3 separate regions of the Mus musculus genome follow, and regions 1 and 3 are each linked to region 2. The links are chromatin loops, found by intact Hi-C in ENCODE. Cell type or tissue: gastrocnemius. All regions are shown on one strand. Each heading gives the region's core, and the rest is flanking DNA. Links, peaks and the distances in the headings are about the cores only.

Evidence for each region. A loop is a pair of places that touch in the nucleus more often than their neighbours do. Peaks named below come from ENCODE experiments on the same cell type or tissue, not always from the same donor. Only the 100,000 strongest peaks of a DNase experiment are listed, where the experiment ranks them.
Region 1: it touches region 2 in a loop (14-fold over the local background); 22 of 42 quality-filtered maps call a loop at or near these places.
Region 3: a loop joins it to region 2, with 7 times the contacts of the local background. A loop is called at or near these places in 10 of 42 quality-filtered maps.

Annotation. Positions count from the first base shown.
Region 1 is chr17:87,689,434-87,694,433 of GRCm38, forward strand. All of the region lies in intron 7 of Msh2 (mutS homolog 2), which reads left to right. Among named protein-coding and RNA genes, the nearest start is that of Msh2, 19 kb to the left of the region's middle. In gastrocnemius, for the core only: a CTCF peak has its summit at 2,691 (motif pointing right); a DNase peak (open chromatin) is centred at 2,695.
Region 2 is chr17:87,944,016-87,954,811 of GRCm38, forward strand. No RefSeq gene overlaps it. Among named protein-coding and RNA genes, the nearest start is that of Msh6, 26 kb to the right of the region's middle. In gastrocnemius, for the core only: no CTCF peak of the experiment used is centred there; a DNase peak (open chromatin) is centred at 5,148.
Region 3 is chr17:87,597,517-87,608,312 of GRCm38, forward strand. Gm46609 (predicted gene, 46609) reads right to left here. Exons shown (of 3, transcript NR_169183.1): 3 at 4,767-5,490. Among named protein-coding and RNA genes, the nearest start is that of Gm46609, 11 kb to the right of the region's middle. In gastrocnemius, for the core only: CTCF peaks have their summits at 3,375 (motif pointing right) and 4,577 (motif pointing right); a DNase peak (open chromatin) is centred at 4,575; H3K4me3 peaks cover 702 bases; H3K27ac peaks cover 1,402 bases.

The DNA.
Region 1 (5,000 bases), core at 1-5,000, 260 kb before region 2:
CCCAGACTGCACAACATCATGTCGCAATAAAAAGGAAGTCCATATAGTTATCTAATAGAATATATGTGAGTGAGATCATGTCCTTGACAAAGGTGTGTGTGTGGGCACTGTGGAGATGAGCGTGCTTTGCATATATAGATGGGTCGTGTGTACCCATGTGTACGCGTGCCCAGAGCTACACTTGAGAGTTTCTCTCCCGTTCAGATGCTTGCTTTCCTAGTTGGGCGATGGCCAGTTGATGTGTGCTCTTGGACTCTGCCACTCCCCCCCCCTCAGTGTGAGGTTATCGGGAGGGGCAGCCATGTCTTACTCCATCTGGGTGCTGCAGATCTGGATGTCATTCCCATTTGTCCTGAACTAGTGCTTTTGGCCATTGAGTCGTCCATCTTCCCAGTCTCCCCCTTAGCTTCCTTGGATTGAATGCAAGTTTCTACAACACTAATTTTAGTTTGTATAGTTATTAAATATCTAACATGTAAAGCATTTTGAGTTGGAATTAGACATCAACAACTCTTAGAGCTATTAAAACATACCCCGTAGGGGCTTGGCAGTAGATTGCTTATATGGCTGATAAGCGATGAGACCCAGTATCTCAAAATAGCTCTGTCAGTGTTACGGGAAAATTTGCTTTCTTTTCCAGACAAATTTAAATTCAGCTTCATGATGACAGAACACAAATTGAGTTTTGTTGTGACAATAATTTATTTTGTGTAATGTGCGGAAGCAGGAGGGCAGCTTTGGGGAGTTGGTTCTCTCCTTCTATCCTGTGGGTCACAGAACTCCGAAATCAGGTAGCCATGCTTGACAGCAAGCCCCTTACCCACTGAGCCATGTTGTGGGCCCGAGGCACCAAGGTAACTGAGGGCTAAGGAGTTTAAGCACTTGGTACACAGGCCTGGACTGAAGTTGGGGTGCTCATAGTTCCAGGTGGAGACGGGATCTTTGAAGCTCCAACCTGGCTAGCAAGACTCATCACATCAGTGAGCTCTAGTTTCAACTAGGAGACCTTGTGGGTTCGGGATCCAGAGAAAAGCTCCGCAGTTTTTAGAGCACTTCCAGAGGTCCTGAGTTCAACTCCCTCTGGTGGATCTGAAGACAGCAGCAGTAGACTGACATACATAAAATAAATACATCTTTAAAACAGAGAGGGAGAGAGACCTTCCCTCGAGACTGCCGTGGGGAAGAGCAGTCTGGAAGCTTCCTGACAGCAGCCTTCACTTGGATGTGCATCCGCTCGCATCTGAGCGTGTGGACACACGCTCATACAAACACGTGGGAAAGATGATACTTTACAAAGGGTTCTTATTTTCTCAAAGGACCTTTGTAGAAACACTCCTCCTCTCGGTTGGTTAGATGTGCCAACCGGTGGTACAAGCTCATCACTGAGCCTGGGACCCCAGTGATCTTAGAACCCATGCAGTGGAAGGGCTGACTCCTGCAGGGCTCCTGGTCTGCACACACAGCATGGCTCATATACAAAAGAGACAGAATGAAAACCTGATTCCTCCACTCTGTGACTACGAATTTCTGCTCCTCGTGCCTCAGTTTCCCCATCACATAAATGTGTAGCATCTGCTTGTTTCCTTTTTATATCATTTTGTCTGGTTTCAGCAGGAATTAGGGATGTGCTCTGACTGGGCCGCTCTAAGCAGTAAGGCCTCAGCACACAGCAGCTGTTTGGGGCTTTCTGCTTTCATGTATCTCCCACTGTACAGTAGCAGATAGATAGCCTTTTGTTTCCTAGTAAGTCACCTAGTACACGATTAATTACTCATTATTTACTCATCTACTCACTGATTGATCGATTGACACAGTGTCCTATGAAGCCCTCCCTGGGTGGCCTGGAATTCTGTATAAGCAAGGCTGGTCTCAAGCTCACGAAGACCTGCCCTGCTGAGGTAAAAGCACTGCACAACTGTGCCCAGCTTGTGTGATTTATTTATTTATTTATTTATTTATTTATTTATTTTTAATTCTCCCTTTCTGTGATTTAGCACATTTAAGTGTTCATGTTTGCCCTATTCCCTCAGCACAGATCTGGTCATGAGAGGCGGCAGAGTTTGAGGCCGGCCTGGTTTACATAGGAAGTTCTAAGATAGCAAGTACTGTGTAGAGAGACTCTTTCTCAAAAAGTAAGACTGACTGACTGACGACTGACTGACTGACTGACTGACTGACTGACTAGAAAAAACAAGTCCTAGTCTGAATCGCTTTTGGTATGAGTGCATCTTCCTCTCTCGGCTCCCGGTTCTAAAAGCCTGCACTTCTTCATCCTCTGCTTACACATCTGCTTCTGACCCTGACCGCAGGGCTGGGCTGACAGGTGCTAAGGTGCCTGTTTGTTGATAGATGTAGCCAGCGAGCGCGCACACCACACACACACACACACACACACACACACACACACACACACGCAGCCTGAGCTTATAAACTTTAAGAAGACATCTTGTTTTATGTTCCGTGTTCCCGGTTTCCTTCTGTGGGTCCTCCCATCCCCATTATTTTTAAAGAGCTCAGCACAGTTCTTTAGTGTGCGGAATTTACCGTGCTTTAAAAAGTATATTAGCATCCATTATTTTGAGATGTTACAGATAATTTGTCCTCCTGTGATGTTTTCGGTTTTGACTCATTCTAAGCTTGCTTTTTAGTCCAGAGAACAGCAAGAGTCAGGTGTGTTCACAGACAGCAGGGGGCAGCAGCAGCTTGGAAAGGGAGGGCATTTGCATTGGTTACAGTTTTTCTCTGTAAGATACTTGCCAGCTTATTGGGAGGTTCTAGCTGGGTAATGGAGTTAGCTGCACAGAGGTCCTCAACAAAAGCAGTTTTCCTATCTTTGGGAAGGTGACTGCGTGGCTTTAGTTGACCCCATGGAGCGGGGTGATGCCTGTCCAGCCAGATCACCCTCACATCTAGAAACAGGGATTTTCATGTCTATCTCAAATGTTCCAGGGTAAAATATAAAATAACGATGTTCTACATTGGACACGTTTCCAGCAGATTAAGATAACTCACGCAGACATACAGATTATTTTATGTCTAACTTATCTGTTCGGACTTTGTAAACTACTTTGAAAAGTTATTATTTTATGTGTATTTTCATGTCTATCTGTGCCTGAAACTGGTGTTACAGACCCCTAACCCTAACCCTGACCCTGACCCTGACCCTAAACCAAACCCTAACCCTGCTTGTCAGCCCCTGTGAGGGTACTGGGAATTGGACCCTTACCCTCTGGAAGAGCAGCCAGTGCTCTTAACTACTGAGCATCTCACCAGCCACATGCAAATGGAATTTTGATAGAGAGTGCATTGAGTCTTTTTGGTTGCTTAATGTAGCCATTTTCACAGTATTCTGCCAATCTATGGGCGTGGGGTGTCTTCAGTTTGTTTATCTCTCCAGGCCTGACACTTCATGCTTCAGTTAATTTAAGAAGTTCACAATTCCTTGGGTGATCTTTGACATCCAAGACCCTTACTGAGCAAGCATGAGAGATGCTGAGAAGGCTCAGAGATGGCTCAACACTTAAAAGAGCACTGGGTGCTCTTCCACAGGACCTGGGTTTGATTCCCAGCACCAGCATGGTTCATAGCCATCTGTAAATCAGGCCCAGGGGATCTGACACTGTCTTCTGGCCTCCTTGGGTACCAAACATGTCAGTGATGCCAGACAGACAGACAGGCAAAGCACCTGTGCACTTAAGGCTTTAAAATGTGAAGAAAGAGAAATTACTGATGCTGTATATAGTGGCTGATACCCATAATTCCCAAACTTAGTATGCTGAGGCAGGAGGATTGCCATAAATTCTGAGCTACATAAATTTTGGGCTACAGAATGAGACCTTGTTTCAAAAGCCAGAACAAACAAGAAGAAAAGAAAACAAAAGAAAGTCAGAGAAACAGCCAGCTTCTAGGATTTGAGAGGCTGGGGAGCCTCACTGTATCAGCCAGTGATGCGTTTAAGGCTAGCAGGGGTTAGACATGTTGAAGTCATGAAGTGAGGTGAAGTGATTAGTCACAGTGCTAGAAAATAAGGGGAGAGTGGTAGAGCTGAGGCCTGCTAGTGTGTGTTCTCTCTCCTTAAAATTAAAAGACAAAACCAAGTTGCCTTAGCCTGCAGAGTTCCAGACAGGGCATCCAGTACTCTGTAATTGGAGTTATAGATAGTTGTGAGCTGGCATGTGGTGCTGATATGGAACCCAGGCCCTCTGGAAGAGCAGTCAGCCCTCTTAACCTCTGTCTGAAGCCCTTTCCGCAGCTGTGTATCTAGTGTTTGTAACTTTGTTTCATTTTGTGCTACACAGGCTGTTTTGGCTTCTAATAAAACTTATTTTCAGAATAATGGTTTTAAACATATGAAATAAAACAAGGAGAAAAGAAACTAATTGTATTGAAGTGTAGTTATCAAGATACAAAACCTTGATACAGAGCCATACACTTGAGTTTTTGTTTTTGTTTTTGGTTTTGGTTTTTTTTTTTTTTTGGTTTTTCGAGACAAGGTTTCTCTGTATAGCCCTGGCTGTCCTGGAACTCACTTTGTAGACAAGGCTGGCCTCGAACTCAGAAATCCACCTGCCTCACACTTGTAATTAATGCATTTAAATTGTGTATGCGTGCGTCCATCTGTCTGTCCCTCTGTCCCTCCTTCCCTTCGGAAGAGACAGTAAGATATCAGGTCTCCTGGAGCTAGAGTAAATGTAGTTGTTTGCTGCCTAGTGTGGGTTCTTGGAACTAAACTTGGGTCCTCTGCGGGAGCAGCGTACAGTGTTAACTCTCCAGCTCCTTAGTTAATGCATTTAGAAAGATTGTAAGGACTGGAGAGAGAGCCGGCTAAGTGTGTAAGATGGAGAGAGAGCCGGCTAAGCGTGTAAGATGGAGAGAAAGCCGGCTAAGCGTGTAAGATGGAGAGAGAGCCGGCTAAGTGTGTAAGGTGGAGAGAGAGCCGGCTAAGTGTGTAAGATGGAGAGAGAGCCGGCTAAGCGTGTAAGGACTGGAGAGAGAGCCGG
Region 2 (10,796 bases), core at 2,358-7,357:
GAGCTGAGAGTTCTACATCTGGATCTGCAGGTGAAAGACCCACAATGTGAGGACTCCCCCACGTTCTGACTCAGGAGAGGCAACACCTCAAACCACTCACGAGAAACGGTCTTGCTGCAAACTGCAAGAGGACTTTTATTCAAGAGCACTCTCGGGCCCACAGTCATACACCACACAGGGGTAGAGGACCATGGTGCCCCGAGTAGCTGGGTAAGGGGGTATTTAAAGGAAGAAACCACAACTCAAGGAGGTGGGGAGGGCGTTGTTGGAAAATACCAAAAATACCAGTTAAGAGTCACAGGAAGTGCAAAGTCACAAGAGTCACAAGGAATACCTGGTAATTGTGCGGGTTATTTCTCAAGACAGTTTCTAGAGCCCCTAACAATAGCACATTTGCATAGCGGGTTCCAGCAATGGTCAGGGTAGGTCAGGGTGACTTTCTTTGAATGAACACTCCTTGAACACAGGAAGCGGGTGGGTAAAGGAACGCCACTATCTGTTTTATGATAACATACCTTGGAGCATTGAGTCATAGAGGTCACATTCTCAAGCCTGGGCCTAAAGGCCTAGAAATTTGCTTTTACGTTATATTTTTTCACAGGCAAGAGAAAGTGACTGTGATACGCTTCCTCCAACAAGTCTAACGAGGCCACATTCCCCAATGGAAAGCCCAACCAACCCTGTTTTTGAAGAAACTCCATTTTGTGCAAAATTAGGGGCTAAACTTCAGTTCCAGGAAGAAAAATCACAAAGTCCACTAGAGCAGGCATCTTATGACACCCCCCTCCCCCTTAGCAACAGCCAGTCAGGCTATAATAGCAGGATCAGGGTACATAGAGATAGCCTAAGGCCTTCTGCAGAGAATAGATAGCTTAGCCACCCTGTTCATCAGGTGGTTTTGTCCCCATGTTCAGTTCCTGGAGATGACACCAGAAATGCAGTTTTTAAAATACTAACTTGCTGACCCCTATGGAAATTCTCCAAGCTTGCTGTAACCACAATAATTACTCATGTCTCACTGCTATGGGGACAGTGAGAGACCTTGCTCTTGAGTTCATAATAGAGACCCTTATGTGTTTACATCAGAATTGGCTCCTCGGTGGTCTTTGGGGTCCCCATGACTTAGTCATGACACTAGCAGTGCCATTCCTATGGGCCAACCATTTAAATACATGAGTGTATGTATGGAGCCATCCCTATTCAAACCACCACAGGTGGTTAAAACCCCCTTTGTCCTTCCTCTAGATCTGCCATTTGGGGTGAGGCACCAGGGGCTTTGGGAGGCGGGCTCCGACTGTTTGTATGAGACATTTATACAGGTCAGAGTCAGTGGGCTCCGAGCAGTCCGTGTCTGCTTGTTAGAGGGCGGAGGAGGAGGATTGTCATTTTTGGCCGCTAATTTTGTCTTTTCGTTTGCTGCTGCCTTTGCCAAAGGCTCTAGAAAACCTCCTTTAGGACAGTGGGTTTTCCTTAGATCCTTGTTAGGGTTCTTACAATAAATGTAAGAAATGTAAGTAAATCCTGTAAGAAAAATCACAGGAGTGGGTAGCTAGGTGGGATGTTCTGGAGAGGGGCCAGCTCCCGCTTCTATTTCCTGTTCCCGCTGCTGATCTTGATGGCTCTGTTCGCTTGCTTTGCTTTCTATCGCCATCTCCTGTAGATCAGGCCTGGCCTTGGTCTTGAACTCCTGATTATGTGCCCCCGCCCTGCCTCCACCCTGTAAGTGCTTTTAAATTTTCAGGTTCTCTACTTGTTCCCATCACCTTAGCTGAGATGACTCCTGCACAGAAAATATTCATGGAGCAGAATTTCATCACACAAAAACTCAATAGCAGTAATGTCCCCTACTGTAGATTCTGCTGGCAGCTGGACGCCATGCTATCTTTGGGTGTTTCCTTTTTCACTTTTTCCATCGGTTAGGTGGAAATGGACTTGGGGTCGGTCCACCTTTAGTCTAAACATTAGTCATTAATAGGAAGAACAAAAGAAACTATGAAATTTTCAAGTAGAGAAAAAGAGGCTTGTTTGTTTGTTTGTTTGTTTTTCACGGGGTTTCATGTAACCTAAGCTGACCAGCGATTCCCCTGCCTTCCTAGTATTGGGATGCCAGATCTGCATTTCAACGCCTACTTTTTGATGCTTTGTTGTCTGCTCTCAAGGACCCGGAATTGAGCTGTACACTCCTGGAGATAATCAATAAGCTCTACTTTCCCAGAGCAATAACGAAGTGTCTCTAGTTTATTAAACTTGCCTGATCTGAGCTAGCAGTTGCTGAGACCTGGAAATTGTTCCTGGAAGGGATAAGTCGTTAGAGCAAGGAGACAGATTTATTTGAAAACCAACAAACCAAAGATGGAGTCTCTTCGTAGGTATTCTACTGCTGTGAAGAGACACCATGACCACAGCAATTCTTTTTTTTTTTTTTTTTTTTTTTCCGAGACAGGGTTTCTCTGTGTAGCCCTGGCTGTCCTAGTACTCTGTAGACCAGGCTGGCCTTGAACTCAGAAATTCACCTGCCTCTGCCTCCCAAATGCTGGGATTAAAGGCGTGCGCCACCACGCCCGGCCTTTCTTTTTTTTTTTAATTTTTATTTATTTATTATATGTAAGTACACTGTAGCTGTTTTCAGACACACCAGAAGAGGGCATCCGATTTCATTACAGATGGTTGTGAGCTACCATATGGTTGCTGGGATTTGAACTCAGGACCTCCAGAAGAGTAGTCAGTGCTCTTAACTACTGAGCCATCTCTCCAGCCCCGACCACAGCAATTCTTATAAGGACAACATTTAATTAGAGCCGGCTTACAGTTTCAGAGGTTCAGTCCATTATCATTGTGGCATGATGCAGGCAGGTGTGGAAGCAGTATACTGAGCCACATCCTGATGTGAAGGCAGAGAGAGAGAGAGAGACCAGGGCTGGCTTGGGTTTTTGAAACCTCAAAACAAAAAACAAAAAAAAAAAACAAAACAAAACAAAACAAAAAAACCAACTCCAGTGACATACTTCCTCCAACAAGGCCACACCTACTAACCCTTCTAATCCTTTCAAATAGTAACCCTCCCTGGTGACTAAGTGTTACCGACTGAATTGATCAACACATGAACCTACAAGGGTTATTCTTATTCAAACTACCACACAGTGCTATCACTTACAAAACTATGTTGGGGGACCCAGAGACAGAGAGAGCTTTTATTGGGAGAGAAAGGGGGAACCTGGAAGCAGACAGAAAGGAGAGTTGCTGTGTGGAGTCTACACCCTCCACAGTATACATCTTTTCTTTTCCACAAGAATATCCTGAGAGGACAGCTGACCTTTGTTGCCCAAGCCACTCTAGTTCCTTAAACAAACACATCATTTATTTCCCTTCGAGTTAAACATTATTCTACTTCTAATTAAAGAACAACACTCCAACACGCTCAGCCCATTTTCTGGTCTTATTGAAGACCATTAGATATATATTAGGTTCTGTAAATCTAGCGAAAACTTACTGATGAGTACATTTTTTACAGTTTGCGATTGGAGCTTCAGGAGCTTGGGCTCTGGCAGCCCCAGAAGGCTAGGATGGATCCTCCATCCATCATATCAATTAAAGGAACATGGTAGAGAAAACAGACAAAAGAGGTTTATCGTCTTTGTTTTCCTTTCGTTTCTCTCTCTCTCTCTCTCTCTCTCTCTCTCTCTCTCTCTCTCTGCAGAGTGTTACTATGTAGCTCTGGTTGGCCTAGAATTCACTATCTAGATCAAGCTGTCTTCAAAGTTACAAAATATCAACCTGCCTCTACCTCTCAAGTGGTAGGATCAAGAGTGTACCACCATGCGAGACTTTTTTTCAATGTGGCCACATTAGGAGACAAAGAAACAGCCCAAGAAAAAGAACAGTGACCCACACATCCATATACAACATACACACAAAGAGTGAATGTGTATGAAGGGATGTCAGAGGACAACTTGGAGGAATCACCTCCTTCCACCATGTGGGTCATCTGGCTGATGGTAAATGCCCCTACCAGCAAATCATTTAGGTTTAAACAGAGGATGGATTCTGGCAAGGGTCAAGGTGCAGCAGTGCGCAGACCTGGCTGGCCTAGAATCTGCTATCTAGATCAGTCTGGCTTCAAACTCACAAAAAATGGATCTACCAAGGTCAGGAGTCTTGATCGAGGTGTGGCCCTGCCTGCCACCCTTTCAGTCTGAGTTCTGCAAAAGTGGTCAGAAGGTCTTATCTGAGGGGACAGGTCAGTTCTCGGGTGATGGCTACCCCCGCGTCCTCTGGAGGAGGGGTCTGCGCACTGAGCTTCTACTTCTCCTGGGAGCCAGGATGACTGCAGGTTTCGGAGCAACTTCAGTGTCCTCTGCGAAAGTAAAGGGGATGGAGACACACGCAGAGATGGCGTCCTGCCTTCAGTCACCTGTGGGCTCACACGAGAAGTCAGGACAAAAGCGGCTTCTCGGGGGCTGTTTCAAAACCGACACAAGGCAATACTGAACACAGCATTCAGCTTGTTCCCACTGACGAGGCCCGTCAGACCTGCCTAGGCCTCATGAGCAGCTGGAGGCCAGAGAGAAAAGCATGACCTATGATGGTTATCTCAGTGAGGACTTGATGAGATTTACTCAGACTGAAGGCCGCAACTTGAGGGTTTGGAGGCCAGAAGTTTGAAATTGTAGGTTATAAACATTGCTATTTGTTTTTAGTTTATTGTAGCTAGGTATGATTGTATACACCTTTAACCCCAGCCCTTGGGAGGCAGAGGCAGACAGACCTCTGTGACTTTAAAGTCAGCCTGGCCTATAGAATGGGCTCTACGTCAGCCAAGGCTACATAGTGAGAACCTGTCTTAAAAACAAAACAAAAACAAACAACCTAAACAAATATGTATTTTTTATTTTATTTTGTATGCATGTGTGTATAACAGAAGTGAGGGGAGATAGAGAATTCAGATGTAACTGTGTCCCTGAGGTTTATTTGACAGCCTTACTTCTATACCCCGAGTTTGATCTCACATTTCTCTCTGGGACCAGGAAAATATAGGGGTGCTGGCTATTTCAGTAGGATGGGGTCCCAGGAGCCCAAACTGAAAGAGCCAAGTGGAGCTTTAGACGAACCGAGTCTCTGGGTTCACGGCCTGGCGAAGGCTGACCCCTGGTGGCTGCACGGAGCCTTGCAGCTGCAGCCTGCTTAACCTGGCTAGGGCTCTTGCAGACCAAGAGTGGTTGTGAGGAAGGAAGCCAGTAAATGAGGCGGGTTTCGAGCCACATGGTGCTTTTCCAAAGTCTCGGCTAGACAACAAGAGGCAAACATCGTAAACTCATATCACTAGCCTTAGGTAATTCAGGAGCAGTAAGGATGCAAGCCTGGTCCTTGGTCCTGTGAAGGCTCGATGCCCCAGTGTAGGGGAATGCCAGGGCCAGGAAGCGGGAGTGGGTGGGTTGGTGAGCAGGGGGTAAGGGATAGGGAGTTTTTGGAGGGGGAAACCAAGAAAGGGGATGATATGTGAAATGTAAATAAACTGGGCAGTGGTGGCGCACGCCTTTAATCCCAGCACTCGGGAGGCAGAGGCAGGCGGATTTCTGAGTTTGAGGACAGCCTGGTCTACAGAGTGAGTTCCAGGACAGCCAGGGCTACACAGAGAAACCCTGTCTAGAAACAAACAAACAAACAGGAAGGAAGGAAGAATCTAATTTTTAAAAAAGTGAATGTTCTAAACAGTATGAAAAACAAACAACAACAACACTGAAAGCCTGGGAAAGAGTGGGTGAGTTGGTTGGTCAGGTTGGTTTGGTTTGGAACTGCCTGCTTGTTTCTTGAGGCTATGTGTCTCTGTGTAACCATGGAAACCTCCAACTTAAAACTTTGCTGAGGTCTTCCGGTCTCAGGCGCTGCGGGAGCCGCGGGTTACCGTGCAGACGTGGCCAAGTCTAAGAACCACGGCACACACAACCAGTCCCGCAACTGGCACAGAAATGACATCAAGAAACCCCGGTCGCAAAGATACGAATCTCTTGAGGGGGTTGACCCCAAGTTCCTGAGGAACATGCGCATTGCCAAGAAGCACAACAGAAAGGCCTGGAGAAGATGCAGGCCAACAATGCAAAGGCAGTGAGTGCGCGCGCAGAGGCCAACAAGGCCCTCGTGAAGCCTCAGGCCATCAAGCCCAAGATGCCAAAGGGCCCCAGCCGCAAACTCAGCCATCGCCAGGGCTTTCATCGCTCACCCCAAGCTTGGGAAGCAGATTCGAAGCTACATGGCCAAGGGTCGTAAGCGCTGCCAACCAAAGCCCAAGGTTCAAACCAAGGCACAGGCCAACGCTCCAGCTAAGACCCAGGCTTCAGCTCCAGCCCAGGCCCCCAAAGGTGCCCAGGCCCCTGTGAAGGCCCCAGAGAAAAGGCTTCTGCCAGTGTGAAGACAGATGGACTGCTGTGACACACCTACCCACACACTATTTGCAAATGACCAGTGTCCTATGCTGCTTTTACAAATAAACTCAGGCAAGATCTGTTTAAAAACAACAACAAACAAAACAAAACAAAACAAAACAAAACCTTTGCTGAGGATGGTCTTGACCGATCCTCTGCCCAACCCCACCCCACCCTACCCCCAGTGCTGGGACTATACAAGTATGTCCCTCCATGCTCCGCTGTAGACTGAGGGATCTGGCATGCCTGTTATTCTGCGTCCATATATGACAGCCTTTCTCTTTAGGCATGGGGCAGGACACCTGGGATATGAGATGCACTCAGATCAGACAGCCTGACAGTACATTCTCAGGATACATTCCTACTGTTAAGAGATAGGTGATTGTACTCAGAAATGCCCACAGGTGCTATATCTTAGGATACTTCATTTTGAACCCCAACAGCTACAAGCACGGCCCACCTGAGTCTGCCTTGGGAGGCCGCTGAGGAGACAAATCACAAAGAGAGGTAAAGAAACATGTCTTATCTCCCCCCGCAGGCCTGAGGAGACTTACCTGCCGGCTCGCTCTTCAGAACTACAGAGGCCAGTCACTTATAAAGTCACTTGGGTGACTTTACAGAGCTCTCCCCACCATCCTTACAGACCCACTAGCTGCTTTCTCCCCCCCCCCCAGAAGTCAAGCCCCTCCACCCTGATGGCTCTCACAGAAACCTGGCAACCCAACTGTGCTAGGGCCAAGTTTCCCTCTTGGAGCTGCAAGCCCAAGACAAACTTGAATTATAAGTTTTCTCTATTTGAAGATGTATTTTTATTTGTGTAGGTGTCTATGTGTACTGTGTATGTATAAATACCATGATACGTCAGAATAGGAGGGCATTGGATCTTTGGCGACTGAGATTACCGGTGGTTATCAAAGTATCAAATTCTCACAATGAGAGCTGCTCAATGAAGGGTTCCCTGCAAGAGCAACAACTGCTGGTGACTGTTGGAGCCCTGTAACTTTAGTCTTTACAAAACCCGAAGGAGCCATTGGAGCCCCTGGGTAGACAGATGACTCTGAGTTGCCACCGTGTAGGTGCTGGGAATTGAACTAAGTATTCTCGTAGAGAAAAGCCAGTGCTCTTAACCACTGCACAACCCCTCCAGCTCCAACGTTACTCTTCTATAGTGCCTTTCTCTGAGACTACTAGCACATAGGCTAGGTTACATGATATGGGATGTGCTGCCTCACCCTCAAACCTATACAGAGAGAAATTCCCTTTGTGTTGTGGGGCCGAATGAAGGGTCTGTCAAGACAGCGGCCACACTGTCTGCAGAGACCAGCTCTCCTAATGAAGCTGGGTTTTGACCAGAAGCCTTGTTTTTTTCACTTCAGGCTGTGGGGCAAGTGGGGGATCTGGACTGGGCTTTATATCAACGTGACACAAGTTAGAGTCATCTGAGAAGGAGGAGCCTCATCTGAGAAAATGCTTGTTTAAAGATGGGGCTTTAAACAAGCCTGGAGGGCGTTTTCTTAATTAGTGATCACTGTGGGAGGACCCAGCCCACTGTGAGTGGGTCACTCCTAGGCTGTGGTCCTGATTTTTAGAAGAAAACACCCTCAACAAACAATGAGGTGTAATCCAGTAAGCAGAACTCCTTCATGGCTCAGCAACTGCTCCTGCCTGCAGGTTCCTGCCTTGTTTGTGTTCCCATCCTGATCTTTGATGATGAACAGTGATGTGGAGGACTAAGCCAAATAAATCCTTTCCTCCCCACGTTAGTTTGGTCATGGTCTTTTTTTCATAGCCATCACTACTCTAAAACAGAGGTCTAGGTGCTACGTGCTTTGCTGATGAAATGGAGTTCTAAGTTATCAAATTATCACAATGTTTGTCTACTTCAGATACACAGCAGCAAGACAAAAAGGTACATAGTGGCTACAGGCATCTCTATGAGCCTGGGGCCTCCATTCTGGACTGTTCCCATCAACTACTGGCTTCCTGCCTGGGCGGGGAAATCAGTATAGCTAACAGCCCCAGGAAGCACTTCGAATGGGCTGTACGCAAGGGAAATAACCAAGGTACAAAGAAATTACCCACGTATCACCTACCTACTGTCTAAGACACAAAACAACACCTACCTACTGTCTACAACCCCCACATCACCTACCTGATGTCTGCAAAACCCCACATCACTTACCGACTGTCTACAACAGCCCCACATCATCTACCTACTCTCTACAACTCCCACACACGTCACATACCTAATCCATACAGCCTCCCACATCACCTACCTACATCACTTACCTATTGTCTACAACCCAAACACATCACCTTCCTACTGTCTAAAAGCCCATATCACATACCTACTGACTACAACTCCACATACCTACTTACGGTCTACAACCCACACACATCACATACCTACTGTCTAAATAAAACACACCGACATCATCTACATACAGTCTACAATACCCACATCACCTACCTACTGTCTACAACCCCCACACCCACATCTCATGCCAACTGTCTACAACCCCTCACATATAACCTACCTACTGTCTACAATTTCCACACAAATCACCTACCTACTGTCTACAATTTCCACACACATCACCTACATACAGTCTACAACATACCCACATCACCTACCTACTCTCTAAAACCCCACACATCATATACCAACTATCTACAACTTCCACAAACATCACCTACCTACTGGCTAAAAGATCATCACCTACCTAATGTCTAAAGCACCTCCCACATCACCTACCTACTGTCTACAACCCACAAATCACCTACATATTGTCTACAATTCTCACAAACATCATGTAGCTACTGTCTACAACCCCACACATCACCTACCAAATGTACAAGTTGCCGTATCACCTACCTACTTACTATACAACCCCCTACATCACCTACCTATTGTCTCCAAAACCCCCATGACCTACCTACTTTCTCCAACCCCCCTTCACCTACCTACAGTCTACAACCCACCCACATCACCTACCTACTGTCTACAAACACCCCTCACACATCATCTACCTAATGTCTACACCCCCCCATATCACATAACCACTTCCTACAACCCCCCACACATATCAGCTTCCATCTCTATACCACATCTCCCACATCACCTACCTACTGTCTACTACCCCCACATCACTTATCTACTCTCTACAACCCCCCACATCACCCACCTACAGTGTACAACCCACACACATCCCCTACCTGCTGACTACAACCACAAACACATATCACCTACCTATTGTCTCTAACCATCCACACACATTACCTAACTCCTGTCTAAAAAGCCCATATCAGCTACCTACTGTCTACAAGCCAAATCATCATCTACCTACTCTCTATAACCCCTCCCCATCACCTACCTACTGGCTACAATCCCCGCAACACCTATCTACTGTTTATACTCCCTCACATCACCTACATACTGTCTACAACCCTACCACATCATCTACCTACTGTCTACAACCCCCCCACATCACCTACCTACTGTCTACAGCTCCTCCGACATCACCTACATACTGTATACAACCCCCAAATTAACTATGTACTGTCTACAATTCCCAAAAACATCACCTACCTACTGTCTACAATTCTCCCATATCACCTACCTACTTTCTACAACCCCCAAAGCCTACCTACTGACTACAAGCCCACATATCACCTGCCAAATATACAGGTTGCCACATGACCTACCTACTAAACAATCCCCCTACATCACCTACCTACTGTCTCCAAATCCTCCACATCACCTACCTATTATCTACAATCCTCCCATATCACCTACCTAACCCCCACATCACATAACTACTATCTACAATCCCTCCACATCACCTACCTACTGACTACAACACCCCACCTCACCTACCTACTGTCTATAACTCTCCTACACATAACCTACCTACTGTCTAAATCCCCCACTTTACCTACCGTCTACAACCCTACCATATCACCTACATACTGTCTACAACCCCCAATACCTACCTTCTGTCCACAATCCCCACCTCACCTCCCTACTGCCTACAACCCCCCACATCACCTACCTATTGTCCACAAATCCCACACACATCACCTACCTACTGCCTATAACCCCCCACATCACCTATCTGACCCGTCCAGCAGGTCCAGTTATTCGAGGATCTCGAGGGGACCTCCTCCTAATAACCAAATGGGGGGTAGAGAGAGACGAGGGTCTTGTACGAATAACGACACGGAAACCGTTCTGAAGTTGTATCAAGACCCCCATGTATTGAGAAAGGTCCAAGCTTTAAATGCACAAGCAAAAGGGGAAGTGCCTTTTAGCAGGAAGGATGGGGCAGTAGAATTGCACAAGGAAACGAGGAAGTACAGATACTTATCAGCGGGAGG
Region 3 (10,796 bases), core at 2,520-7,519, 350 kb before region 2:
AATTCTAAAACGTCCTATGTGTTTTCTATACAACCAGGTCTGTCACCTCCTGGTAGTAACCCCGGGGACACCAAAAGGAATGACATCTGATAATGGATGTTTTCCATTTTGCAGAATTTGAAAAACAAGGGTATATCCATCATATCGTTGACATGTACTGAGGGTTCCAGTGGGCAGATATCTGCTTTATGCTCTGAAAAAGCTGAGTGTGTTCTGACACACTTATTGGACATAATGACAATTATGGGAATGCCTGTACAAATTAAAACTGATAATGCTCCTACATATTTATCCAATAAAACTAAACAATTCTTTACCTATTACAATATAAAACATATTACTGGTATACCGCACAATCCTACAGGACAAGCAGTGAGCCAATTGTACCTTAAAGGATGCTTACTAAACAAAGAGGAAGACTAACCCCCCTCCCCCCAGGGACAGATTAAATAATGCCTTGTTAACTCTAAGTTTTCTTAATGTTGGTGAAAAGGGAACAACAGAAGCTGAGAGATACTGGGTTGTCTTTAGGGAGCCATTTGCCTGCTTCTCCAAAGCAGAGAAAGGAGGGGGTGTCTGCTTGCCTGGCAGATTTAAGGGAGTCAGGATCTGTTGGAAGCACAGATGATAAGAGGAGGTACATTTGAGGCTCAAGGCGAGGGGCTGAAGATTCTATTGACCTTGGTGGAAGGAACAGGGAGGGTTTTGGATGTAAACAGGCGCCCTGTGTATATTTCAGCAATTGTTTCTATTAGCTTGTGGCTCCCAAATCTAACTCTTGGCACTTTACATCTTTTTTTTCTGCCTTTCCTATCTTTAAGCCTCAATCCTCCCTCAGAGACTCAACTCCTGCAGGTCGGCTCTAGCAGTCATTAAAAAAATAAAATAAAAAATAAAATTTAAAAACCTGAGGAACTAGACCAACCGATATACTATAAGGCTATGTTGACATATGGAAACCTGCAATAGTTTTAAGATAGGGAAGTGGTTGTGCTTATGTGTCTACAGGGAAAACATGGTTACCAACAAAACTTAGAAAGATCAGATCGGACCAGGAAAAACCTCTTATCAACTGAGACATGCGTATCGTCACAAAGCAAACAGTGCAGGTGACTCACTCTCACAGACTGTCTCAATTACTGGTGTCTCCAAAATATGCACACATATCAACTTCAAAGGGGCTCAAATGATCAATCACACAGAGACTGGACACACATAGACTCTCATGCCTTCATCTTCACTGATCTTCACTTTGTTGAGAGAGGCACAGCAGAGAACTTCTCCTGACATCCCAACTGGTCCTGGTCCTGGTCCAGGCTGACTCACGGGGATTCTGCGCAAGCCTGGCAGTTTCTGCTGGATCTTGCCACCGCTGCTGATTCGTGTTTGGTATCCTCCTGACACTATTGAACTGGACTGCTGGTATCCTGATAACAGAGATTGGACTCACCCCCCCCCCAAGAACTCCTTCTAAGCGCATCTTGAATCCCCCTTGTCCTATTTACCATCTTTTCTCCCCTGCCTTTGGACAGTGGGCTAGAAGAGGGGGCTAGAAGAGGGGGCTAGAAGCATTTGAGAACCCTTATTAAAGTAGGGTTTGAAAATCTAAGCCTACACACCTCTGCTTAGGCTTCCCATATCATTGTGATCAAATGTCCAAGTTTAAATTTTTTTTTTGCAAGGCAATCATTACAGAGCATTGAAGTTCCTTTCTGTTGCATGTAGGGAGCCGCCCTCACATTCGCCGTTGCAAGATGGCGCTGACATCCTGTGTTCTAAGTGGTAAACAAATAATCTGCGCATGTGCCAAGGGTAGTTCTCCACTCCATGTACTCTGCCTTCCCCGTGACGACAACTCGGCCGATGGGCTGCAGCCAATCAGGGAGTGACACATCCTAGGCGGAGGATAATTCTCCTTAAAAGGGACGGGGTTTCGCCTTCTCTCTCTTGCTCTGGCTCTTGCTCTCTTGCGCTCTGGCTCCTAAAGATGTAAGCAATAGAGCTCTTGCTCTTGCTCTCTTGCTCCTGAAGATGTAAGCAATAAAGCTTTTGCCGCAGAAGATTCCGGTTTGTTGTGTTCTTCCTGGCCGGTCGCGAGAACACGTGTAAGAGTTGCACATGAAACTGACTGGGCTCCCGCTTTAGTGCCTGCTATCGTTAGGGTCCTCCACAGTGTCTGTCACTCACTTCCCGCAGTTCTGAGCAGAGCTGAGACGGGTCTTCAGACATTACCACTAGGTTCTAAGAGCATCAGTGAAGTCGCAGGCCTAATTCTTGAGCATGCTCAGATCCAGAGCACGGCCACCTCCTAGGGGTTCTTGGCACTTGAGTTGTTGGTGTCACAGGGAATAAACAGCATTTGGCTTACTTTTTACAATGGCTGTGCTTCCATTTGTCACCTCTGAGTTAGAGCCTAGTTCAATAAACCCAGGAACACCTTCCTTTATCTCCTAAGCCGAAGCTTCACCCAGACACTGACACTGATGGCTTCATGGTTGTGTGGAGAGCACCTTCCCTCCAGACCTTGAGTCAGACCCTAAAGCTCTCGGTGAGTGCGCAACCTGAGAACTTTATCAGGGGAGGGTTTTGTTTTGTTTTGTTTTGTTTTGTTTTTAAAGATTTATTTATTTAGTTTATTTATAGGAGTACACTGTAGCTGTCTTCAGACACACCAGAAGAGGGCATCAGATCTCATTACACATGGTTGTGAGCCACCATGTGGGTGCTGGGAATTGAACTCAGGACCTCTGGAAGAGCAGTCAGTGCTCTTAGCTGCTGAGCCATCTCTCCAGCCCATCAGGGGAGGTTTTAAGTGTCCCTAGATACCATGAAAGCAAAGTTTATTATTGGTTCAAACTTTTATATTTTGTTTATTGTGTGTGTGTCCTGCGAATTGTATGGCACAATGCATATCACCACAGGTATGTGCATGTCAGAGGACAGTGGCCTGAAAACTGTACCAAAAGGTCACGGATCGTGCTGAGTGCAGGGTGACCCCAACACATTGGAACAATAAATTCCTCTTACTTTTTGCACTGATTCCTGGCTCCACGTGGTTCACTCAGGGGGTCCCTGGTAAGCTACAGCTCGCCACAGACTTCCAGCAGGAATCATCCTCTCCTTCCACCTTCTGGGTCTTAATGCTCCATGGCCCAACCTTTAACTGCTGAGGCATCTCTGGGCTTTGTTTGAGTTTTAAGACAGAGTTTCCTCTGTTTAGCCCTGGCTGCCCTGGAACTTGCTCTGTTGACCAGGCTGACCTTGAATTCCTGAGTTTTGGGAATAAAGGTGTGTCTTAAATTTTTTAAAAAAGATTTATTTCTTTGTTTTATGTATGTGTGCTCTATCTGCATATAAATGCCTGCATGCCAGAAGAGGGCATCATATCCCTGGAAATGAAATTATAGATGGTCATGTGGATATTGGAAATCTAACCCAGATCCTCTACAAAGAGCAGCCAGTCCTCTTAACTATCAAGCCATCTCTCTAGACCCACCTACCTTCATTCTCGTGAATTGGAACTATACAGCTGAAACCAGTATAAATTTTATCAGTGTCTCTAAAATGCTTGGTTAGCAGGGCATGGTGGTGCACACCTGTAATCCTAGCATTCAGGATGCTGAGGCAGGAGGACTGCTGGAACTTTGAGAACAGTTTGGGCCACATATCAAGACACCATCTTTTATTCTTTAAAAAAAAAAAAAAAAAGCCTAGACATTGGGCTGGGGCTAAGAGTGGCTTTCAGAGGTCCTGAGTTCAATTTCCAGCAACCACATGGTGGCTCACAAACATTTGTAATGGCACATGTACACACACACACAAATTAAAATAAAAAGGCAATAAATATGTTTGGTGACTTTTTTTTTTTTTTTTCGAGACAGGGTTTCTCTGTGTAGCTCTGGCTGTCCCGGAACTCGCTTTGTAGACCAGGCTGGCCTCGAACTCAGAAATCTGCCTGCCTCTGCCTCCCAAGTGCTGGGATTAAAGGCATGCGCCACCACCGCCCGGCTTTTGGTGGCTTTTGTTAATACTCTAGCATAGCATCAGGCAACTTGAAGGTATCTTTTTTGAGATATTTGACCATCCAAGTGCAGCTACATAAATTCTAATCTCTGCTGGGCCCTATCTACAGAAACTGGCACTGCTTTGCTTAGCAACTGTAGGGAAATCTCCTTTGGAGAGATTCTAGGAGTGGTAGGGAACAAGACAATGGAGACTCTCACCACGCCCTGGAGGCCGCAGCCTCACCGGAGAGAACTGCAGAAGATTGCCCGGGAACCTGGAATCCAGGAGGTGGGTGGAGCTGGCAGCCATTGTTCTTTGAACATTCAAGGCCCTGGAACCTAATTTGCTAAACTAGAGCTCAAGACATAGATATCCCTGTTTAAATTCAAAGCCAAAAGACACCCAGAGGTTTTTTGTTGTTGTTGTTGTTGTTTTTTTTTTTTTTTTTTTTTTTTTTTGAGAGTCTTATCCTGTTTCTTAAGCGATGTTCCCGCCATAGGCTTCCTAGGTAGGGGGTCAGAGTCCCCCACCCCTCACCCCCGTGCCTTTCAGCCGCTATACCGCAACATGGCCAGCAGGAGGCAGCACTACATATCAGAAAGGCAGAGAACTACCAACGTAAAAAAATAAGAAGAATTGAAGCCTTTGGAGCAGCTCTCTGGTTTCATAATGTTGTCTGGGGAGGGGGGAGGGGGCGGCTTTGCTTTCTTCTGCTGCCTAAATCTGGGAAACCTAAAGCCAGTTGGGAATAATTCTGCTGCTTTTTGTGATAGAGGAAGCTGATTTATTCCCTCATGCGCATGGGCATGAGCAAAACATGACCACCGTACAAGAAGGGCATGCGCGCGTGTGCTCGAGCCCCCCCCCCCCCCAACACACACACACTTCCTCTTCCTCTGTCTAGAGTTTCTCTTCCCGAGCCACTTTAAATTTGCTCTGTAACGCAAGTCTTGGCTCCCTGTTAAAGGAATGCTAGGGATCAGTGAGTAGGGTAGGGAAAACGTTATTTTCAGGAAATGCCCAACCATCCCAACATACCTACGGTCAATCCTACTTTGAAGGCAGGTCAAGCCAGTATCTGATTTCTGAGTTCCTGATCCAGAAAGACAAGCAGCTCTAACTGCAGGCCCAGTCTCCCTGCCTGGATCCCCCCACCGTGGAATCTCACCGAGCTCCCACTCTTCTCAGTACTAACTGTAGAGACTTTCCAGGCCTGTAGTCAGAGAGCTCGGGGTGACTGTCCAACATAAATGCCAAAGAAGTCCCTGTGCGGGATGCTGTCTTTGCCCTGCCCCAATGGGCATGTCCAAGCTACTGTTTGGAGACTTCGAGTTCACCAGGCCCTCCCTCTGCCCTTTGAACCTTCCTGGAGCCTGTGGCTTTTCTCTGGTTCTTGGATGGTTAAAGGGGCATTTCCATTCCGCCTGCTTTCCTCACCGTTGGCCTCTGTGTCTCAGGTGGCAGGGTGTGGTCCCAGCTAGAGGCCTAAATGAAAAGGAAAGACAAAGAAGAAAAAGAAAAAGAAAAGGAAAAAAGAAAAAAAAAATCCCATTCATCATTCATGACGATCCCACAAATGAATGTGACCATTCACATTTTAACAAGGGGAGCCCCCACACCCCAAGGCATTGAACTGTACATGTACAGTGGACTCCAGCTTTTAGAGACTAAATCAGCTAGTATCTATCTACCCAGAGGGCAGCTGTGGTAGGCTGGCCGGCTGTGGTAGGGCAGCCCTCCGCCAACCACCGTTTCCTTCTCAGCTCATGCAGTGACCTCACTCTCTGGTCTGTTCACAGGCTCTCCCACGAAGCCTTTGAGGTTCGTCAGCTTCGCCTCAGCCGCTCCGAGTGTACACTGGCCTGAGTTCTGGGGAGCTACCTCAGCTCTGGTTTTCTCTCCATCCATGGGCGTGGGGCCCAAGGCCATGATACCTCACTTTTATGGTGCGGATAACACCTTTGTCCTAGGAACTTTCTGGTTCCACCCACTCCTTCCAGTACCTCTCCTTGCTTTTCTCGGGGACATGAATGGACTCCATTGAGCAACGCTGCATGCTGGGAGGGATCACGTCACACTTTATACCTGCTCCTGCTATTCACTTCTCAGTGTGATGTTTATATAAGCACAGACTCAACCGGAACTCCCAGCCATTCGTGGACCCATCTCTTTGGCTTCCACAGGAACCCTGAAGGTAGGAGGGAAGGCTTGCCATTCTGTAAAAGGGCAGGCAGGCTAAAGGAACAGCCAGGCCTTCTCCGCAGAAGAAATAGCCCGGCCAGTATTCACTCATGTGACTTCTATCTGTGACTGAGAAGGCCTTTCCAGGGAAGCTGCAGTCTGTAGTTATAAGCCTGTTTCAGACAACGAATTTGAGGCCAGCCTGGCCTACATGAGATCCTGTCTCACAAAAACAGAGAGGTCTTGAATGCTCAGAACCCAGAGAAAGGAGGATGTCTGGATGAGAGATGTGCTAACTGCCCTGATCTGATCATTATCTGGTTTTGATTTGTTTGTTTTATTGTTTTTGGTGTTTGTTTGTTTGTTTGTTTGTATGTATGTTTAAGTAGTATCTCATATAGCCCAGGCTGTCCTTGAACTCCTAACTCTCTAGTCAGAAGCCTTATGAGTTCTGGGATCATAGGGCATACACCACTATCACCTGACTACCGTCATATACAAGAACTAAAATGTCACACTGTGTTCTTTACACAAGTACAGTTATGTGTCAGCCAACAAATAAAGGCTTTCAAGAACCTCCGTATGTAGCAGGACTGATGTGGGGCTAGAGCGCTGGCTCAGCAGGGAGAAGACCAGAGTTCAGTGCCCAGCACACACATGGGGCAATTCACAGCCATCGATAGCTCCAGCTCCAGGGGATCTGTCCTCCACACACACCCATGCTCATGGGAACAAACACACATATATGACAATAAATAAAAATAAAATAAAATTGAAGAAAAAATCCAGTAGTGTTAGGAGTATGGCTCAGTGGTAGGGTGTATATGTAACACCTTCAGTTTGAATCCAGTACTACAGAAAAAAAGAAAGAAAGAAAAAAAAGATTAAGGGGCACTAGAAATTGTGTACCTGCTTAGAAGATTTGTTTTACTGAGAGCAGAATAAGGAGGTTCTCTGGGTAGCTCTGGCTGTCCTAGAATTTACCCTCAGAGATCCATCTGCCTCTGTCTCCTGAGTGCTGAGATTAAAAGAAGATTTTATTTAAAAAAAAAAAAAAAAAAAAAGACTTTTAGGGCTAGTGAAATGGCTCAGCGGTTAAGAGCACTGACTGCTTTTCCGGAGGTCCAGAGTTCAAATCCCAGCAACCACGTGGTGGCTCACAACCATCTGTAATGTGATCTAAAGACAGCTACAGTATACTTACATATAATAAATAAATAAAACTTAAAAAAATGGCTTTTAATGTAGGGCATAATGGTGCACAGGAGGCAGAGGCAGGCAGACTGCTATGAGTTTGAGGCCAGCCAGATCTACATAGTGATTTATAGCCCATGGAGAAACTGGGTCTGAAAAAGAAAGAAAGAATTTAAAAGTTAGCACAAGCAAAATATCTCCTCCATGAGCGGAGGCACGTCCCAAACAGCTGCCCATCTGCGTTCAGTCCTGAGACTCAGGTGACAAGGGGGAGGACAGACTCCTACGGACTGTCATTTGACCTCCACACAGTAACACATGCATACCCCAACCCATACAAAATAAATAAGCAAAGGTAACAATAAAATCATTAATTAAGGGGCGGGAGAGACGGCTCATCGGTTAAGAGCACTGACTGCTCTTCAGAGGTCCTGAGTTCAGTTCCCAGCAACCACATGGTGGCTCACAACCATCTGTAATGGGATCCAATGCCCTCTTCTGGTGTGTCTGAATATAGCTACAGTATACTCACATACATAAAATAAATACATCTTTTTAAATATATATATTAAAAATCAATTTTTATAGGTGGAACAACATTATGAACTAACCAGTACCCTGGAGCTCTTGACTCTAGCTGCATATGTATCAAAAGATGGCCTAGTCGGCCATCACTGGAAAGAGAGGCCCTTTGGACTTGCAAACTTTATATGCCCCAATACAGGGGAACGCCAGGGCCAAAAAGTGGGAGTGGGTGGATAGTGGGGTGGGGGGAGGGTATGGGGGACTTTTGGGATAGCATTGAAAATGTAAATGAGGAAAATACATAATTAAAAAAAAAAGAAAAAAATCAATTTTAAAACGTTAATTAAAGCTGGGCGTGGTGGCGAACACCTTTAATCCCAGCACTTGGGAGGCAGAGGCAGAGGCAGGTGGATTTCTGAGTTCGAGGCCAGCCTGGCCTACCAAGTGAGTTCCAGGATAGCCAGGGCTATACAGAGAAACCCTGTCTCGGAAACAAACAAACAAACAAACAAACAAAAAAGACAAGCTGTATGTGGTGTTTTTAATCTCAGCATTCCAGAGGCACAGGCAGGCAGCTGGATCTCTGTAAATTCAAGGCCAGTCTGGTCTACAGGACAACCAGGGCTACACAGAGAAACATTGTCTCAAAAGCCAAATACATAAAGGATGGATAGATAGATAGATAGATAGATGATTGATAGATAGATAGATAGATAGATAGATGATTGATAGATAGATAGATAGATGATAGATAGATAGATAGATAGATAGATAGATGTAAACAGAAGCAGACAGATCTCTGTGAAATCTAGTTCAACTTAGTCTACAAAGGAAGTTCCAGGCCAGCCAGCCAGGGTTACTCAATGAGACCTTGTTTCAAAAAGAAAACCACAAAACAAATAGCACACACACACACACACACACACACACACACACACACACCTTTAAAAAGAGAGAAACTATTTGTCAATGCATCCGTGATGGTTTGAATATGCTTCGCCCAGGGAGTGGCACTATTAGGAGGTGTGGCCTTGTTGGAGGAAGTGTGTCACTGTGGGGGTGGGCTTTGAGAAAACTTCCACCTAAGGTCCTGAGGAGCCAGTCTTAGGGCCCAGGGCCAGGCCTGCTTTCCATCATGATGATATGGATTGAACTTCAGAGCCTGGAAGCCAGCCCCAATTAAATATTTCCCTCATAGCAGCTGCCTTGGTCATGGTATCTGTTCACAGCAATGAAAACCCTAAGACAGCAACCGAAGCAACCTGGGTTAGGGCAATGGCTTACCTGCCCTTAGAAAAAGAAGGAAAATACCCATTTTCCCAGCTCCAACTGGGGCTGGAGGCTGACCTGAGTAAAGTTCACACCAACCCTGAACAAAGAGCAAGACTTCATCTTATTTATTAATAAGATGAATAACCATCCAGGGGCTGGTAAGATGGGTGTACTGATGAAGGTGCTTGCTGCTAAGCCTTATGACTCAAGTGTGATTCTTGAACCCCACATGGTAGAAGGAGAGAAGTGAGTCCCGTAAGTTGTCCTCTGATGCCCTCTCCCCACAAACATAAATCTAAAAAATAAAAAAAAATTTTTTTAAAGTTTTTTCTTTTAATTTTTTTGTTGGTCCTGTTTGTATTTTGATCTTAATTCTGCTTCCTCGAGAGGGGCTGCCCCCAACCAGGGGTGGATCACTTACACAGGTGATCTCACTGAACCTTCTCCCTATGCTGACTGGTCAAATAAAGGCTAGAGCCTCTGATTAGGCAGGGGAAGGGAAAGATGGAACGGGATGTCTGAGGGAGGGGAGGAGAGAGAGAGAGAGAGAGAAAGAGAGGAAGAAGAAGAAGAAGAAGAAGAAGAAGAAGAAGAAGAAGAAGAAGAAGAAGAAGAAGAAGAGGAGGAGGAGGAGGAGGAGGAGGAGGAGGAGGAAGAGGAGGAGGAAGAGGAGGAAGAAAAGTGGAGTAGAACCACATGGCCTACAGAAGCCACAAGGGGTCTCATAGCAGGGGAATAAATTAGTATAGTGATAGATCTGCCCAATCTAGGCATATAGCTTATAAATGTAGTAACTGAGTTGTTGGGTCTATATGGGCACTTTGGGGTAAGAAATTACTGCAACAATTTTTTTTAGCATGAAAAGCAGAAAAAAAGTGGTTTGTTCAATGTGGCTGCATTGGGAAGAGGTACAGAGAGGGCCAGGGAACCCTGAAAATTCACCTTCCTTTTAAACAAGTGCTTAGAGAGCTGAGGAGACTCAATTGGTGTTTGCCTGGGATGCACAATGTCCTTGCTTCCATCTGCAGCATTGCCAAAAAGAGTTTTAATTGTGATAATAAACAGAGGGAGCTGGAGAACTGTCTCAATAGCTAAGAGTGTTGGCTCTCCCAGAGGACCTGGGTTCAGTTCCCAACACCTACATGACAGCTCACAACTGTCTGAAATTCCAGTTCCAGGGTGCTCAACACCCTTACACAAACATGTATGCAGGCAGAATACCAATATGTATAAAATAAAATCATTTTTTTAAAAAATGGGAGGTAGTTTGGATATATAGGGAAAGTGTCATATAATGATGACCTACAAGCCAAGAAAAGGGCATGAAGTCTCTTTAGGGCCTTGAAAAGAGAGGCCTGTCAGTGCCTTGGTTTAGGGCATCCGGCCTTCTCAACCATAAGAGAGTAAATTCCCTTTTTTTTTTTTTTTTTTTTTGGTTTTTCAAGACAGGGTTTCTCTGTGTATCCCTGGCTGTCCTGGAACTCACTCTGTAGACCAGGCTGGCCTCGAACTCAGAAATCCGCCTGCCTCTGCCTCCCAAGTGCTGGGATTAAAGGCTTGCACCACCACTGCCCGGCAACTATCCAGGCTTGTCGTGAGTGCCTTTTCCTATATCATAT